Regions from separate parts of the Mus musculus genome. Here region 2 is linked to region 1. The links are chromatin loops, found by intact Hi-C in ENCODE. Cell type or tissue: gastrocnemius. All regions are shown on one strand. Each heading gives the region's core, and the rest is flanking DNA. Links, peaks and the distances in the headings are about the cores only.

What was found. Hi-C counts contacts between places; a loop is a spot of excess contacts. Peaks named below come from ENCODE experiments on the same cell type or tissue, not always from the same donor. Only the 100,000 strongest peaks of a DNase experiment are listed, where the experiment ranks them.
Region 2: a loop joins it to region 1, with 2.8 times the contacts of the local background. A loop is called at or near these places in 7 of 42 quality-filtered maps.

Annotation. Positions count from the first base shown.
Region 1 is chr2:170,112,477-170,120,465 of GRCm38, forward strand. Zfp217 (zinc finger protein 217) reads right to left here. Exons shown (of 6, transcript NM_001033299.3): 2 at 6,543-7,989; 3 at 3,666-3,782; 4 at 1,585-3,096; 5 at 4-138. The coding sequence starts at 7,929. The coding sequence ends at 29. Among named protein-coding and RNA genes, the nearest start is that of Zfp217, 15 kb to the right of the region's middle. In gastrocnemius, for the core only: a CTCF peak has its summit at 4,366 (motif pointing right); a DNase peak (open chromatin) is centred at 4,379; H3K27ac peaks cover 867 bases.
Region 2 is chr2:170,263,056-170,271,044 of GRCm38, forward strand. No RefSeq gene overlaps it. Among named protein-coding and RNA genes, the nearest start is that of Gm34542, 52 kb to the right of the region's middle. In gastrocnemius, for the core only: a CTCF peak has its summit at 3,489 (motif pointing left); a DNase peak (open chromatin) is centred at 3,467; H3K4me3 peaks cover 1,105 bases; H3K27ac peaks cover 990 bases.

The sequences.
Region 1 (7,989 bases), core at 2,847-5,346:
CACCTTTTCCCCCCCCAAGAATCAGAAGTCAAGGTTTTTTGTCATTTGGTCGGTAATGTGTATTTCCAATAAAATTCTCATAGCTTCTCTTCTGCAGCATGCTGTTAGATAGGTGCTGATGTGACACAGGCCTCTTTCCTAGTTGAAGAGAGGGAGAGGTGACTTCCAGGCCTTGATGACAACACTCCCCAGTGTAGCCCCTTAGACTAAGAAAGAACGCCGAGCACACCTCTAACCCCAGAGCTGAGGTGGAGGCAGGCAGTATCTATTGAGCTGAAGACAACCAATGCTACACAATGTCAGACCTTGTCTTTTTTTAAAGGAAACAAAAACCACATATGCCAGGCCTGGTGATATTTGCCCTTAAACCCAGCACCTAAGAGGCAGAGCAAGGGGAATATCTAGAAATTTGAGGCTATCCTGGTTTACATAGTGAATTCCTATCTTGAAAACAATAAATAAACTTGGCACTCACATACTTAAAGTGAACAGCAACAATGGCACTAGTCAGTAAGAGCCGAGCCCTGGGTCTGGAGAAGGGAGCTGTGCTATGTGCTCACTCAGACATCAATCACAGCAGGGAAGCCTACACACGCACAAAGCAACTCTGTAGAAGAGGAAAGGGGGTGAAAGACACTGAAAACAACCCATCCACTTAAACCGTGGGATACCGGACACCTAAGCCCACCGGCAGCAAACACTAAGTCTGGGCTGAGGAGGTAGCTGAGTTGGCAGAGTGCTTTGGCTCCAGTACCCACCCAGCACAGGTTTCTACTTCATGACAACTCTGAGCCATTTCACTGCAGTGGATGAAAACACTTGCTTTTGTTCCTAGCAGGATGTACCCAGAATGCACTAAACTGATAGCTCTCTGGGCTTTACAAGTGGTGCAGTTAGTGATCTTTAGAGCACTCAAACCCTCAATACAAATCTGCAAGAGAACACCCTGGTCTACCTCCTCCGAGCACAGGAAAGCACCAGAAACCATGAAACACGGGAAAAGAAATGTTTCCCGATGAGAACTCCACGTCAGCAACAAGGTGACCACTGCATACAAGACAACCTGTCAGGAACACACCAACAGCAACACCCAGTGCACCAGTACCGCTCACTCGGCTGATGCAGTCTCTTCAGTCAGGAAGGAGCTCCTACTCTCTCTGCTTCTACCAGGCCAAGGGCCCACCGATGTGTGGAAACGGGCGTGTGAGTGTGGAAAGGGGGTTGGGGGGGTGACAACCCTAAGCAAAGTTTCAGTGGCTCTCAGGCTTTCTTTTGTCCTAGAAAGATCTAGGTAGCCCAGGTTAGGCTTGAACTCCCTCCCACCAGTCCAACTGTCTCAGCTTCCCAGTGCTGGGATGAAAGGTGTGCTCCACCATGACCGGCCAGCACCTGGACTTCAACAGCAAGGAAAGGAACTACTTTTATCTTATTTTTATTTTTGTTTTATTCTACATTTCCTTAGACTTAATCCTGTAAAGTTAAGCTCTGATGGCCCATAATCCATTGCTTTGTACTAGCTATGGTAGATTGGTTGCCTGCACCTGAGAACTCAACCCCAACCTATAGTAGTGCCTACAGTAATACCTTCAAGGGCTGGGCTGCCTCCTGCGTGTCCCACGGGTCCACAGGTATACAGGGGTCCAGAGGCACTGTAGGGCTTCTGCACAGCCAACACACTGGGTGACTCCACCTCCCCAGGGCTCAGGAAACGGGCTTTGTGGGGCAGCACAGGCGGTGGGCGCACACACTCTGGTGGTAGCAAGGAGGTGATGCTCCTGACCACATGGTACTTGGGGAGCTCAAAGCCCCTTCTGCCATTGGTCCCTGCATGCTCTGTGTCCAGGGACACCGCACTGGACTTGAGTCTTTTGGGATGTGGCTCACTGTACTCTGCTGCGGCACTGCCAGAATTCCGATGGCAGTAGTAGTCTCTCCCTTGCTGTGCCCATGGGCCGTCAACCTTCACGGGATACTCAACAGAACCGTTGCTATTATTACTGCTGAGGGGGGACTGAGACGGGGAGGCTGGTAGGGACTTCAGTTTTGGCTCAGGTCTCTTCACCTTATCCATAGCAGCAGGGACGCCACCTTTGGGAAACAACTCTGACTGCTGCTGCCTGGTGGCACTGGTGCCCCCAGCATTGGGTTGTGACCTGTGTGACTTCAGGTTACTTGGGGCTAAAGTGCTGTTGTCTGGTCCTGAAGTCTGGGGTGCTTTGCTTGGCCCCGAGGCCCCCTGCCGAGCCTTCTCTGAGTGCAGGGACTTCGAGTGTGGTGAGAAGGCAGTCTTGGCCTTGGGCTTGTGCAGGCCAGACAAGGGAGGGACATCTTTTCCCAGCAAAGCCGGAGGGCACCCGGTACGCCTGTTCCTCAGCACAGACTTGCTGCTGCCGTTCTTGTGCGGGTCAGGGTTGTACCTGTGCTCAAGTCTCTGGTGCATCATAAGGACTTCCGGATAAAAGGTCTTGAAAGTACAAAAGGGGCAGGCAATGCTGGGGATCAGACACTTGCTCAAAGAGATTGCAGGACAGGCGTGGAGCGGCCCAAGGGATAGATTCAAAGGCCTGTCCTGGCAGTCAGCACCGGGCTTATGTCTGTAGTCAGCATCCTGATCCATCTTCTCCCTATGGCCAGCTTCCCGTGCTAAGGACCCAACCCCCTCTAGTCTGCAGACAGGGCTGCTGGCCTGAGGCTCCCCTGCTTTCTTTCTCTGCATGTCCAGATAAGTAGGGGCAGGGCTCTTCCTCGCTTTCTCAGCACTATCAGCTGCATGTTTATGGAAATCCTGAGTATCGTTGCTGTGTGCTGGTGAGAGAACACTCTGGAAGACAGAAGGCATCTCCTTAAGCTGCTTGGCAGGTGGGCTTCCCTTAACATCTTTGGCACCATCAAGAAATCTCTTTAAATTTTTGGTCTGCGCACTGTCAGCAGCCGTTAGTAGCGCATCCTGCGGCTCCTGGCTCCGGCCTTCACTTTTGGACTCAGCGGCAGCATCCACCGGCTGCTTGTCTTTGTGATGTCTCTCCAAGTGGTACCTCAGAGATGTCTTCTGGGCTGCGGCATACTCACAGAATTCACATTTGTATGGTTTTTCACCTAAAACGAGATATGCCACTGTATCATGATGTTTAGGAAAGGTGCCAATAGAACTCTGCAAGCTAAGCAAGCTATGACACCAAACATGGGCTGTTCCCTCTGCCAATCCTCACAGCTAGGGCACCAATGCCCCCAGTGCAATGCAATTGAAAATGTAAACCTGGTTCCCAGTAAGAGCACGCTTTAACTGACCCAACCTTCATGGCTGCCCAACGGCAGCATCTGCGCACTTTTTCAGCACAGTGGACTAACCATTGTACCCAGGTCATGGAAGCCTCGACCTTCTCACCCGCACCATCACTGCACCTACATCCAAACTACCAAATACACCCTTGCTTCACTCCAAAGTCATAAAAGGGTTTTCAAATGTGGCATTTCAAAACATTACGAGTTTGCCTTAAGATATGGTAACCATAAACCAGCCTCAAAACAGGAGCCAGTAGTATTCAAGCTGCAGTGATGTTGTAGACATACAACAGCTGCAAACACCACACACTAAAGCCATCTGAACTACACAGCAGCACACAATTGTTGTAGTCAACACATGTTTTAAAACCCCAGTCCTTTACCTGTATGCGTTCTGAGATGAATATTGAGGTAATAGTTTGAACGGAAAAACTTGCCACAGTAACTACACTCTCTCGAGGACGGGAGGGGCTTCGCTTTTCCTCCATCATCATTTTTATCTTAAAGCAGAAACAAAAATAATGGTGTCAGTCAGGCCAAGTGCGGGACTCAAGAATTCAGACTCCAGGTTCTCAACACAAAACATTTGGGGGAAACCATTAAAGAATTATTTTAGCTCTGCTTAGAAGTTTCAAAGCCTAAAATAACATACAAAATGCCACCGGGCAGCCTTTCATGTCTTAGACTGTGTGCTTTTGTTTTGGGAACAAGGTATATAGATAGCCCTGGCTGGCTTAGAACTCACACACACACACACACACACACACACACACACACACACAAACACCCCCTACCCTGCCTCCATAGTGTTGGGACTAAAGTTGTGTGCCACCAGGCTCTGCACTACCCTGTGTCTTAGGGTTGTGGTGCCCTAAAGAGGTTTGTACTTCCATCCTAAGAATGACCATTTAAGAGATGAAACCTGACAGGCACTTTCTGTTCTTGACACTTGGCAGCCGTTACAACTGGTTCATGCTTAAGGTAGATGTGTGCCCACTGGACAGAAAAACTGCCAGAACTCAGAACCAGTATTTGGAGGTGATATAAAACCTCCCAACAGCCAGCAGAAAACAGGCTGGGAATATAGAAACTACCACTAGAGGGCGGCAAGCACAAAATAACCTCAGAAACAGCCCAGACTTGGCTTTGGGCAAGCACCTAGGAAAGCTGATCAAAATTTAGCCAAGTTTGGGGAGATGGAAATCTGTGGTTTCCAAGCAATCTCCTATTCAAAAGAGGCCTGGCTTACCAGACTTCAAAGGCAAGGCTGAAGTGCCCCATGAGAAGGACCCACTGAGGACAGACTAACTAAACTGGCTGGGACTTTCCACTCTCACCAGCCCACCAACTTGTAAATAATGTGCATCCGTGAAGATAAGATGGCTCCACTAGTCTCTGTCAGTCCTATCTGGGAGGTATATCTCTTGAAGTCTAGATCAGGGCCATGGTGGAGCAGGGCAGTCAATCACAACTACACAAACGTCCCCACCTGGGGTCCAAAACTAAACTAAATTTTGCCTTACAAAACTTTATTTTCAGTTACAGGCCTCTTCCCTTCTCTGTCAAATGCTGCACTGTTACTAACTCCCAAAGGCAGGTGACCCACACAGCTGGGCAAAAACAGGCATAGTGGATGGACTGGACCACCTCCATTACAGCAGATCCTGTTAGGGAAGGGGATCCATAAACACACCACACCACTCCCTAAGATGGTCTAAGAGGCTTTGAAAAGTCATCACAGCCTCTCTTTCAACTTCTTAAAAGTAAGAGTAAAGCAGACTGGAGGGCAGCACAGTGGGGGAGGTCCACTGCACTCACAACTCTGCCCACAGCTCACCCTGCCTTGAGCTGTCACAGTGTGAGCTTCGCTACATCACATTCAAATGGCTAGGGATACCTCTGTAACACACAGGCCGTGGCCTTCCCAACATCTGGCACCTGCCTTATGGCCTGGGACTTGGACTATGCTGTTCTGTGCAGGGTTGTAACTAAGGCTGAGCTCAGCCTAGGAGGATGCCACAAAGTGGATGATTCGATTTTGCAAACAGGGAAATCTCAAGGAAAGGTCGGGCAATGTATAATGGGTCACCAGGAACCGCAGCCAGACTCCAGCACTCCCACCTATGGCAAGCCAGGCCAAAACGCCTACCCCAGGACCCCACCAAGTTGTCCACCAGGTACAATGACTAGTAAACGACTTTAGGGATCCACAGTGCTGATGCTGCAGAACTGCACAGGTGCTGAGGCCATCTTTGACATTCTCATGACATCATGGACACCATGTATCTTTACCTTTCTGGGGACTAAGGAGTGAGATATGCTAAGCTCCGAGTGTCATGAAAGCAACGTTCCTAAAATGCAGTAGTGACCAGAAAAAGAACTGGGTGCTGGTTCACATGCACAGTGGCTGACAGATTTTACTATTCAGACTCACTCTGGTCTCAGAGAGGACTTGCAACATACTACCTACCCAGTGGCCACACACATCTGGAAGTGTTAGAAGGAACCCATGGGCCATGCCCACACATCAGGAGTGTTAGTTACTTTAACTAACAAACAATGGTTCAAGTGGGGTGGGCAGCAAGATGGGAAACAGGTATATTTACTCCAAAGGCTCTAGGCTCACATCAGTCAGGAGACTGGACAAAAGCTTTTTTCTATTAACACCAAATTCATGGAGCGGGTTCAGAAGTGGGCCCCCACCTCTGGATTGCAGCAAAAGACCACGTCAGAAGCTCCCTCATCAACACTGGCCTCACAAACACCAAAGCGATCAGAGTACACTGGGCAAGTAGTCCCACTGCGTGAGTAGTGGACGCTGAGGAAGCCTCCCTGACCCTTTTGGGAGCACCAGAAACCCATGTAGGTGAAAGCATTAACAAGGCTGTGATAGGCAGTCCTGTATAACAACGGAAGTGAATGCCAGACAGCTGGTAAAGTCCTAGGTCTCGGTCCCATAATTCCTAGCACTCTGCACCAGGTCATGGCCTCCTCAGGGCACTGCCTGAAGCAGCCAGCAGCATCCCCATGGTGCACTACCATAAAAACTAAGTCCTCTGGGAGCAAAAGATACAGAGCCCTTTCATAATGGGATTTTGGACCAGCCTTTTACACTCACCTCCTTATTAAAGACATTTAAAAAGGCCTGTGATGCTTCTATGAGACTACACAGTGCTACCACAAAGCACGGAGATGATAGCCTGACTCCCAGAGCCCCCTGCAGCAAACGCTCGCTGCCCGGGAGGCAGCAGAGTACTCACCCAAATGGAGCCCGTCAGGGAGTCCATCCTCAGACCCGTCTTCAGAGCCCCCTTCTCGGTCCCCGGCCCCACTGTCTTCCAGAGTGGTGCTGAGGTCTGGGGAGCAGGTCCCAGGCTGCCTTGCATCCACAGCCATGGTGGGTGACAGGGCATCAGTCCTCCTGTCCTTCCTGTGCACCCTCGAGTGCAGGACGAGCTGGTGGTATGTCCTGAAGGCTTTGCTGCACTCAGAACAGTGCGTGGGCTTCTCCTTGCTACTGGACAACTTGGGGTCACTATCCCCAGAAGGCACTTCACTATTAGCATGTCTAGGCTTCTCTTTGTCTTGGGAGAGACCTGGACAACTGCTTTTACTTGTTTTGGACTTTCCAGACCCTTCCGCCTTACCCCCAACCCATATTTCCCCTAGTTCCTCTTTCTCTGAGCATGAGTCGTCATTGTCTGTGCTTCCTTCTTGGCCTGACTCTTTCACCTCTTCCTGGGCAACGGCCACTTTTCCTTTGGTAGCCAACTGCCATGCCTGGTAGGTGGTGAACGGGTCAAGCTGAGGTATGCAGGTCATGGGCTTCACTGTACTACCTGCAGTTGATCTGGGTCTCAAGTTCAAAAACTGCAGCAACTCTTCCCTCGGGGACGTGGGTTCCTCTCGGTGGTCATCAGGGGCAACGTTGCTGGCACTGGGGACAGTTTCTTTGGCGTGAACCTTGCTGTGCTCAATGAGGCTCTGCTTATTTGGGAAGAGGAAGCCGCAGACCATGCAGATCTTGTAGGGCGTGGAGATGCTCCCAGGGGCGTGCGGCTGGACCACTTCATTGATGGTGACTGGACTCTCCATGCCTTGCTGAAGCTTGCTCCTGGTGCCAGACTTGCCATTGTGTGTCCGCATGTGGTTCTTCAGGAACCACGGCTCCTTGAATCTCCTCCCGCACATGCTGCACCCATACGTGAAGGAGTCCTTATGCTTCTTCATGTGGCTCTCAACATCAAAAGCCACTGGGAATGTCTGCCCACACACATCACAGCTCAACTCCTCGGGGTCTTCGCCACTCTTCTCCAATGCTGGCTCTGTTGGCTCCAGAGCTTTATCAAGGGGACTTAGGTACTCGGCCTCCACACGCAGGACAGCTGGCTCGCAGAGGGTGGGCCGGTGCTGCAGCAGCACGTGCTGACTGAGATCCTCCGCCTGAGAGAAGACCTGGCTGCAGAACATGCAATCCAGGGGCATGTGGCCCTCTGCCACGGCCATGCTCTTCTCCTGAGCAGCTCGGAAGGGGACTGCCACCGGCCCTTTTATGGGCACAGCATCATCCACCTCCATCTGGGAGCCTAGAGAGCTGCTGAGGACTTCCGGCCCGTCCATGTACACGAGGAGGGACTGGGTCGGCATGCTGCCAACCACTTCAGGGTCTGACAGGATGGGTAATCCACTATCTGCTGAGGATCTCTG
Region 2 (7,989 bases), core at 2,016-4,515, 150 kb after region 1:
AGTTAAGTCTCCATGCTAGGGTCTTTGCACCTGATGCCAACAGTCCTCCTAGGGAGACCTTAAGGTCTGTTCTTCACACACATTTTACAGCTTGAGAAATAGACTCAGAGACTCAATAATGATCTAAGGTCACATAGCAGACCTGGGGTAGGGTGGAGGTGGGGGATTCAAAGCTGGTTCTATTAGCCCAGCAAGCCCCTTCTGGGTTTCTTTCAATTTTAGTGGACGTGTAGATGCTGTGGGAACCCACAGGCCACAGTGCACATGTTGGCACGAGTACACCTGGAAATAGCTGGAGACAGGAGCTCCAGTGCTCAGGAGGCAGAGGGAGGAGATCTTCTGTGAGTTCAAGGCCAGTCTGGTCTCTATTGAGAGTTTCAGGTTAACGTGAGATACATAGGAAGGACTTGTCTTAAGTGAATAAATACATAAAAAATTTAAAAAGTATTCATGACACAGGGCTGTGGAGCCTGCTTAGACTTCTCGTATGCAAATGGACCTGAGATGTGAACCTCTGCACCCATGTGAAAAAGCCAGGTGTGGACCTAAACCCTGGCACTGGAGGAGGAGGACAGAGACAGGATCACTGGGTCTTGCAGTCACAAGCCTAGTGGACAAACATGCTCCAGGTTCAGGAGAGGCCCTGCAGAAGGGACTCCGGCCCCTGAGGACAGATCAAGGAAAAAACACTTGACATCTTTCTCTGACCTCCATCTGCACAGAGGCACTCCCCCTCCCCCCACGCACACCAGACCTCCCCTGAAGAACACATAGGAGAAACATGTGTGACCAGCAGCTGGGCCGCTGAGCCCATCAGTAAAATGGGATTCATGATACTGTTGGTTATCAACGCAGCCAGGCTGGCTGCCAGTGAGCTCCAAGGATCCTGAGTGCTGGGATTACAAAAGAGCAGTGGCCTGGCTTTTTATGTAGGTCATAGTAGCGACCAGTAGCTGATGGCTACAGCCTCTATTCCTTTGGAAAACACTGAGGCACCTATATAATCCTTCCTTCCTTCCTTCCTTCCTTCCTTCCTTCCTTCCTTCCTTCCTTCCTCTCTTCCTTTCTATCTTTCTTTCTTCCTTTCCTTCTCTCTCTCTCTCTCTCTTTCTTTCTTTCTCTCTTTCTTTCTTCTTCCTTCCTTTCTTTCTCTCTTCCTATTTCTCTTTCTTTCTTTCTTTCTTTCTTTCTTTCTTTCTTTCTTTCTTTCTTCTCTCTCCCTCCCTCCCTCCCTCCCTCCCTTCCTTCCTTCCTTCCTTCCTTCCTTCCTTCCTTCCTTCCTTCCTTCCTTCCTCCCTTCTGCTGCTTAAAAATATATTTATTTAACTTTAGTTTGTTTTTTGATAGGCATGTCTGTTTTGTCTTCATGTATGTCTATGTGCCAGATATGTTCTTTATGTCCCAGAGACCAGAAGAGGATGTGGGAGCCCCTGGGACAGGAATTGCAGATGGTTGTGAGTTGCTATGTGGGCACTGGGAATGGAACCTCTTGTCTACCAGAAGAGCAGCTGGTGCTCTTGACTGCTGAACTAGCTACGTCATGTCTAGCCTTAGTGTTTTTCATTTTTATCAATGAGCTACACTACAACTCATTACATTCATTTATTCATGTGTGTGTATGTGTGTGTGTGTGTGTACGTACATGTGTGTGTGTGTGTGTGTGTGTGTGTGGTATGTAGGATGTGTGTGTGCACGATGTGGTGTGTGTGTGCATGCTGTGGGGTATGTGTGTGTGTGTATGTGTGTGTGTGTATGCTTGCTATGGTATGAGTGTGGAACTCTGAGAGCAACTTGGTGGGTTGTCTTCTTCTGCTGCTGGGAACTGAACTTAGTTCCCCAGCTCAGCAGTGAGTGCTTTTGCTTGCCAAGCCGTCTCACCGGCCTTAGCATTCTCATAAGAGCAATATTCACTGATTAGTTTCTGCACTAGTCAAGACCCTTGCTTGAAAAACTGCAGAAGGCCAGTTCAGATCAGCTTATATAAAACCCATAAGACAAATCTTCCTCCAGAGATGGGATTTACAGGCACACTTGTCTCAAAAGCCTAGGACTTGGGGCCTGATTCACCCTTGTGGGAACATCACATCATGGCTCATAAGTAACTGTACTTACATGTCAATCAAAAATGAAATAAAAACACCAACAAAGAGTCCTGTGTTTCCCTGACCCTGGGCCTTTTAATTTCTCTTGCTTCTCCCTTACCTTTGCCAGTCTGGGCAACCATTGATCTCAGAGAAACTGACATCTTTCCTAAGCATCTCTAGTAGAGTCCTGGGGAAGAGACTCTTGCTGGCCAAGCTGGGGGACATGCAGGAGTCATCTTGGTTCAAAGGTCAAAGGAGGGCCAGCCCCACAGGATCACCTAACTTTCTCCTAAGGCATTCACAGGATCACCCTAGGCATGGCTGTTCTGGGAGGCAGAACACTTTGGTGAGGTTGAGTGTGGCCCCGTGAAGGAGAGAAGGTAGAACAACCCCCCTCTCTCCTCATAACAGATTAAAAGGTCTCTGGATGTTTCCAAATGCCCCTTGCGGGAGGAAGTGACCCCTCCAGCGCCACAGATGGAGTAAGAATGTAGAAGCGCTCTACACTTGAGTTGTAGCTCAGTGCTAGGTTACTAACCTAGTGTGTGCGAGATCTGTCAGCATCACACAGGAAAAAACTCACTGGTCAGCTTTCTGTTACTATTACAAATACTGGAGACAATGGCTTTATAAAGCAGAAAGGTTTGCTTGGGCTCATTTAGTTTCAGAGATTCCAGTCTGTGGTTGGCTGGCTCTGTTGCCAGCCTTGGACACGCCCCCAGCAACTTGAAGACCTCTTAACCATGACCACCTCTTTAAAAGTCCCATCAGGGCTGGTGAGATGGTTCAGTGGGTAAGAGCACCCGACTGCTCTTCCGAAGGTCCGGAGTTCATATCTAGCTCTCAAATTTAGGAAGTAGTTTCCCATGGGAATGGAGACTGGTAAGCCAATGGCTCCTACACTGTTAATGTCCCGAGGGGTGTACACAGCCTTACTGCTAACCTCAGCCGTGACTGAAAGTCATTGAGGCCGTTTACAGTTCCTTCAAAATAATTCTAGAAGGGAATTCATAAAAATGGGTAACATCTGGAGAGATGGCTCAGCGGTTAAGAGCACTGACTGCTCTTCCAGAGGTCCTGAGTTCAATTTCCAGCAACCACATGGTGGCTCACAACCATCTGTAATGAGATCTGATGCCCTCTTCTGGTGTGTCTGAAGAGATCGGCAGTGTACTTACATACATTAAATAAATAAATAAATAAATAAATAAATAAATAAATAAATAAATATTTTAAAAAATGGGGCTAGAAAGATGGCTCAGTGGTTAAGAGCACTGGCTGCTCCTGGAGAGGACTCAACTTCTGATCCCAATACCCTACCCACACTGCCCCTCCTGACTACCCATGTAATTTTAGTTCCAGAGGATCTGACGCCCTCTTCTGGCCTCCCAAGGCACTGCACCACATGATGTACAGCCATTTAGGCAGACACTCATACACATAAAATAAAAATAAATAAATCTTGAGAGAGAAAAAAACCAACCCAGACATATTTATTTGTAAGCCTGTGAGTTGTCTATGGATACAGTCCCAGATCCGGAGGAACTGAGAAGCCCACTTCCCGAGGCGTATTGTAAACAGAAAGGAACGCCAAGACCGGTTTGGCCACACCTTGCGCTAGGTGCGTGATCTGTCTTCGGTTATTTGATCTCTTCCGTCCTGGTTGTCGCCAATCTTAAAGACGATTAATGATGCCAGACCAATTAATGATGTATGTGAGACTCCAAAATGCCAGGGAGTTGGGGTGTTATTTAAGCTCGTTCTTCAATTATTTGACTAAGAGGCACACTTGAGTGATTTCTTTTAGAATCAAAGCCTTACTTCTCTCCCCCTCCCCCTCCTCCTCGTCCTCCCCGCTTCCTTTTCATTTGTTGGCTAACACAGAGAGAGCAATGTTATGGTAAAAGGGATCCTTTTTCATTTTTTTAGATCGTTCTGAGAGGTAAGTTTTGCTCACCTGGTTTATTGCCAATCTCTTGCGTTCCCGGTGTTGAAAAAACAGAGGGGTAAGGTAGGGCTTATTTACAGTTCAGTGGTTCCTAGAACCAACACAACTGTTCCCTCGTGGAGACAGAAATTATGTCCCAATGAAACGCACCGAATATAGTCTCAATTCTGTGACTCCGTTCCCTCTTGCTAACACTCCAACCAGTTAAATCGGGGAGATTTAAGCTCCTGGTCTTTGTCTGAACACATCGGAAAAGCCAGAAAACGTTGGAACAAATTGTGGAGCCCAGTTGTAAGCGAAGGGCGGAAAAGCAGTCCAGAAACAAATGACCTAATCCGGTGTCAGAGGCAGCGGCTTAATGACTCCTGTCTGAAGAGAGACTTCCAGGACGGGTTCCTTCCTAAGTGAGCAGGAGAAAATTGGCCTTTTTGATGTAAGGCAGTTGAGGGAAAATTTCTGCTTTTGCCTCTAGGAGTAAATGTGCTTTGATTCTGATTAGATTTGTAATTTATTAAGCTTCTCCTTGCTGTTTGCACTTAGAGATACCAAGTTTGTTCTTTCTACTTGTAGAGACAGGCTTTTTTTGGGGGGGGGGCAGGGAGGTGACATTAGTTATTGTCATTGCCCCTTAGGAGGTTTTTAGTTTTAGTTGTTTTACTTCTGAACCTTGTTGCAGGGGCTGGGAGTCAGCTGTTAGAATGCTCACCTAGCAGGCGGAGGCCCTGAGCTCAGTCAACAGAACCTTGTAGGAGTAGTGGGCTCCACTGTCCTGCCAGCGTTTGGGAGGCAGAAGCAGGAGGATCAGAAGTTCAAGTCCACCCCCAGCTTTCTAGTAAGTCCAAGGCCAGCCAGGGCTACAGGAGACCCTGTCTCAAAACAAAACAACAACACACAAAAAAAAAAATTGCGACAGGGAACACATACACTGTAGAAGTTGTAAAAACGTCTCCCAGGATGCTATCTTCTCACCAGAAGCTTTTGTGTGCATTCTGGAAAATTCCAGTGTTTATGAAGTTGGAGGCTCCACGCTGATATTTATCAGGATTTAAATTTGAATCATGCATAGCACAGGAAAAAAAAGAATGGGGGCAGGGTCTTGATTTTTATTATGTGTTTGGAGAGGCGCTTCAGTGTTTACAGTCTGGGAACAGGATCCCAGCGGAATCCTTTCTGTTGTCAGGGAGGGGCCAACATTCCCGTGTCCACCCACTCACCCAGAGGCAGCCTGGTTTTGGAGTGGAAATAACACTCTTATACCTAATAGGACCCGGGAGATCTGCCCCGACTGCCTGCCGGTTTCTACAGTTGGAAATTACAAAAGCCAGCAGCCGATATCAACCTTCTGCCTGCTGACTTGCCAGAGAATCTCCCATCTCTTTCTCTTGGGCTACAAGGACTTCCTTCCTTCTGGACAAAATACTGGCATAGCCTAGGAGGTTGCAAGTTGGTTGCTGAGTCCATTGGGGTTTTGTTTACTGGTTTTGTTCTGAGTAGAGAACAGATCTTACATTTGGAGACTTTTGGAGACACGTGTGTCAAGAGGGGAGATAGATTAGAGTGTGTGCACTGGGGTGGAGCCGGTGGGTAGAATCACAGCGCTTCTCCCAGTGTGTTTTCAGATCACATATATTGACCACACATAGTGAGCAGGATTGGTTATTGCAAGCTTTGACCTTTATAAGCACGGGCCTGGGAATAATAACTCAAATGGTTCTTCAAGGTTCCCCGAGAACTCTGACCACACCCCATTTTTAAAGCTTAACATACAAGTGACTGGAACAGATTTCTCCCGATTCCCATAGATAATGTCTCCCAAAATACTTCATCTAAGTGAGTCACCGCTCACAGACTGACCAGGAAGCCAATGGCTACTCTTTTATTTTTGAGTCACTAGGGAAAAGCTGGAAACAAGGAAATTCAGCAGGGGCTGGGGAGACGGCTCAGTTGGCAAACTGCTTGATGCACAGATATAAAGCCCTGAGTTTGATTCCTGAGAATGCATGTACAATGCCAGGCATGGTGACCTACGTCTATAATCCCAGAGCTGAGGTACCAGAGGCAAGGAGGATCCCAAGGGCTTGCTGTACCAGCTATCCAGCCTGCTTAGGAGCTTTGGGCTGGGCAGTGGTGGCACACGCCTTTAATCCCAGCACTTGGGAGGCAGAGGCAGGTGGATCTCCGAGAGATGGAGGCCAGCCTGGGCTATGCAGTGATTTCCAGGACAGTCGGGACTACACGGAAAGACTTTGTCTAAAAACAAAAAGAACCAACCAACTAACCAACCAACCAATAAACAATCAGTCCTTTTCCCCAAACCATAACAAGGTGTGTGACTCAGTCATTAAAAGCCTTTAGCTGCTCTTGTAGGGGACCCGAGTTTGGTTCCCAGCACAAATGTGAGGAAACCACATGTTACTCCACCTCCCGGAGGTCTGGCTGTCATGAGTGCCTACATATGTGTGGACACAACCACTCATAAGCACAGACTGGTAATTAAGAAAATAATAAAAAGAAAAAAATTTAAAAGTGATTTGAGACAGGGTTCCTCTGTGTATGTAGCTGTGGCTGTCCTAGAACTCACTTTGCAGACCAGGCTGGCCTTGAACTCATGTACAGATCCACCTGCTTCTTAACTGCTGGGTCTAAAAGGAGTTCACCACCGCACTCAGCTATACATCTTAAAACAAAACAAACAAAAATCCAAGGTGGATAGTTTTTGATGTCCTCTGACTTCTGAACACTTATGTACACACACATGTGCGTGGGCACACATATGTGTATGAACCCACAGGACCATTGTTCATACTCATACACACAATATCTAAGCAAAAAACAACAAGAAAGCAAATGTTCTTTGACCTTCTTTTGTGCGGAGTAGAAAAGGAAAACAGACTGGGGACTGGAGCTAAGTGCTTCGGCTCCCATAAAACCACAAATCTGGGAATTAAGAAAACAGAGGAATATTTTCTCAGTGGTAGGAACAGTCTTGATTCTTAGCAGTCGGTTTGCCTGCTCTGTATCAAGGCTCGGTGTGTGGGGTGTGGTGTCAGCACATGTGATCTTTGCCATGACCAGGGTTCTCGGTGAAAAAACGTTCCAAGGATTTATTTTATTGGATTTGAACCCACTAAAATACAGCCTTTGAGCCCTGCACAAAATCTCACTGTTCCAATACCAAATGAACCCAGAGTTCATTGTCAAGCTTGCTGGAAGGTAGGGGGCCCGTGGCACCTGTAAGTGACAGGCTATTCTAATAAACAGCTCTCAGATGGGGTGCACTAGGCACGATCAAAGTTCAAGGGCTTTTTACAGTTTCAACAGGCCCCATGGCTTCACCCTGTGTTTACTTTCATTTCTGTCTAATCAGGGTTTAAGTTCTTACAGTGTACCTCGCAGAGGAGCTCAAATTCCCCAAGCCGGTAGTAGTCACACTCCTATGGAGGGGATTTAAAGAGGATCGAGACACTATATAAACAGAATTTCCATGACTGTGTGCTTATTCTGTAGATACAGGAAGTACGATGATGTTGGATATGACCTCGATGGACACAGAGTGTTGATTGTGCCCTATCTCTGTTGTCATCAGAGGTAGGGATTTATTTTATCAGAATTAAATAAAAACACACCCTGTGGCTGCTGATAGCTACAGAGGAAGGAAAATCTATTTGTTCAGTCTTTATACTTGTGCTTCAGAAAAATTATTCTCTGGGTCATTTACAGGAACAAACTAGTCCCGGCTTCTAAGTCTAGAGGAATCTCATAGATATTCCCACCACATAATAAAAGATTCACTTTCATTTATGTGTCTGTGTCTGTGTGCGCATAAGTGCAGAAGTCTTTGGAGTCCTGGAGTTGAGGTTACAGTTGATTGTCAGCCTTTTGGTGTGGGTGCTGGGAGCGTGATTTGAGTCCCTCTGGAAGACCAGCAAGTGCTCTTAATTATTGGGCCATCTCTTC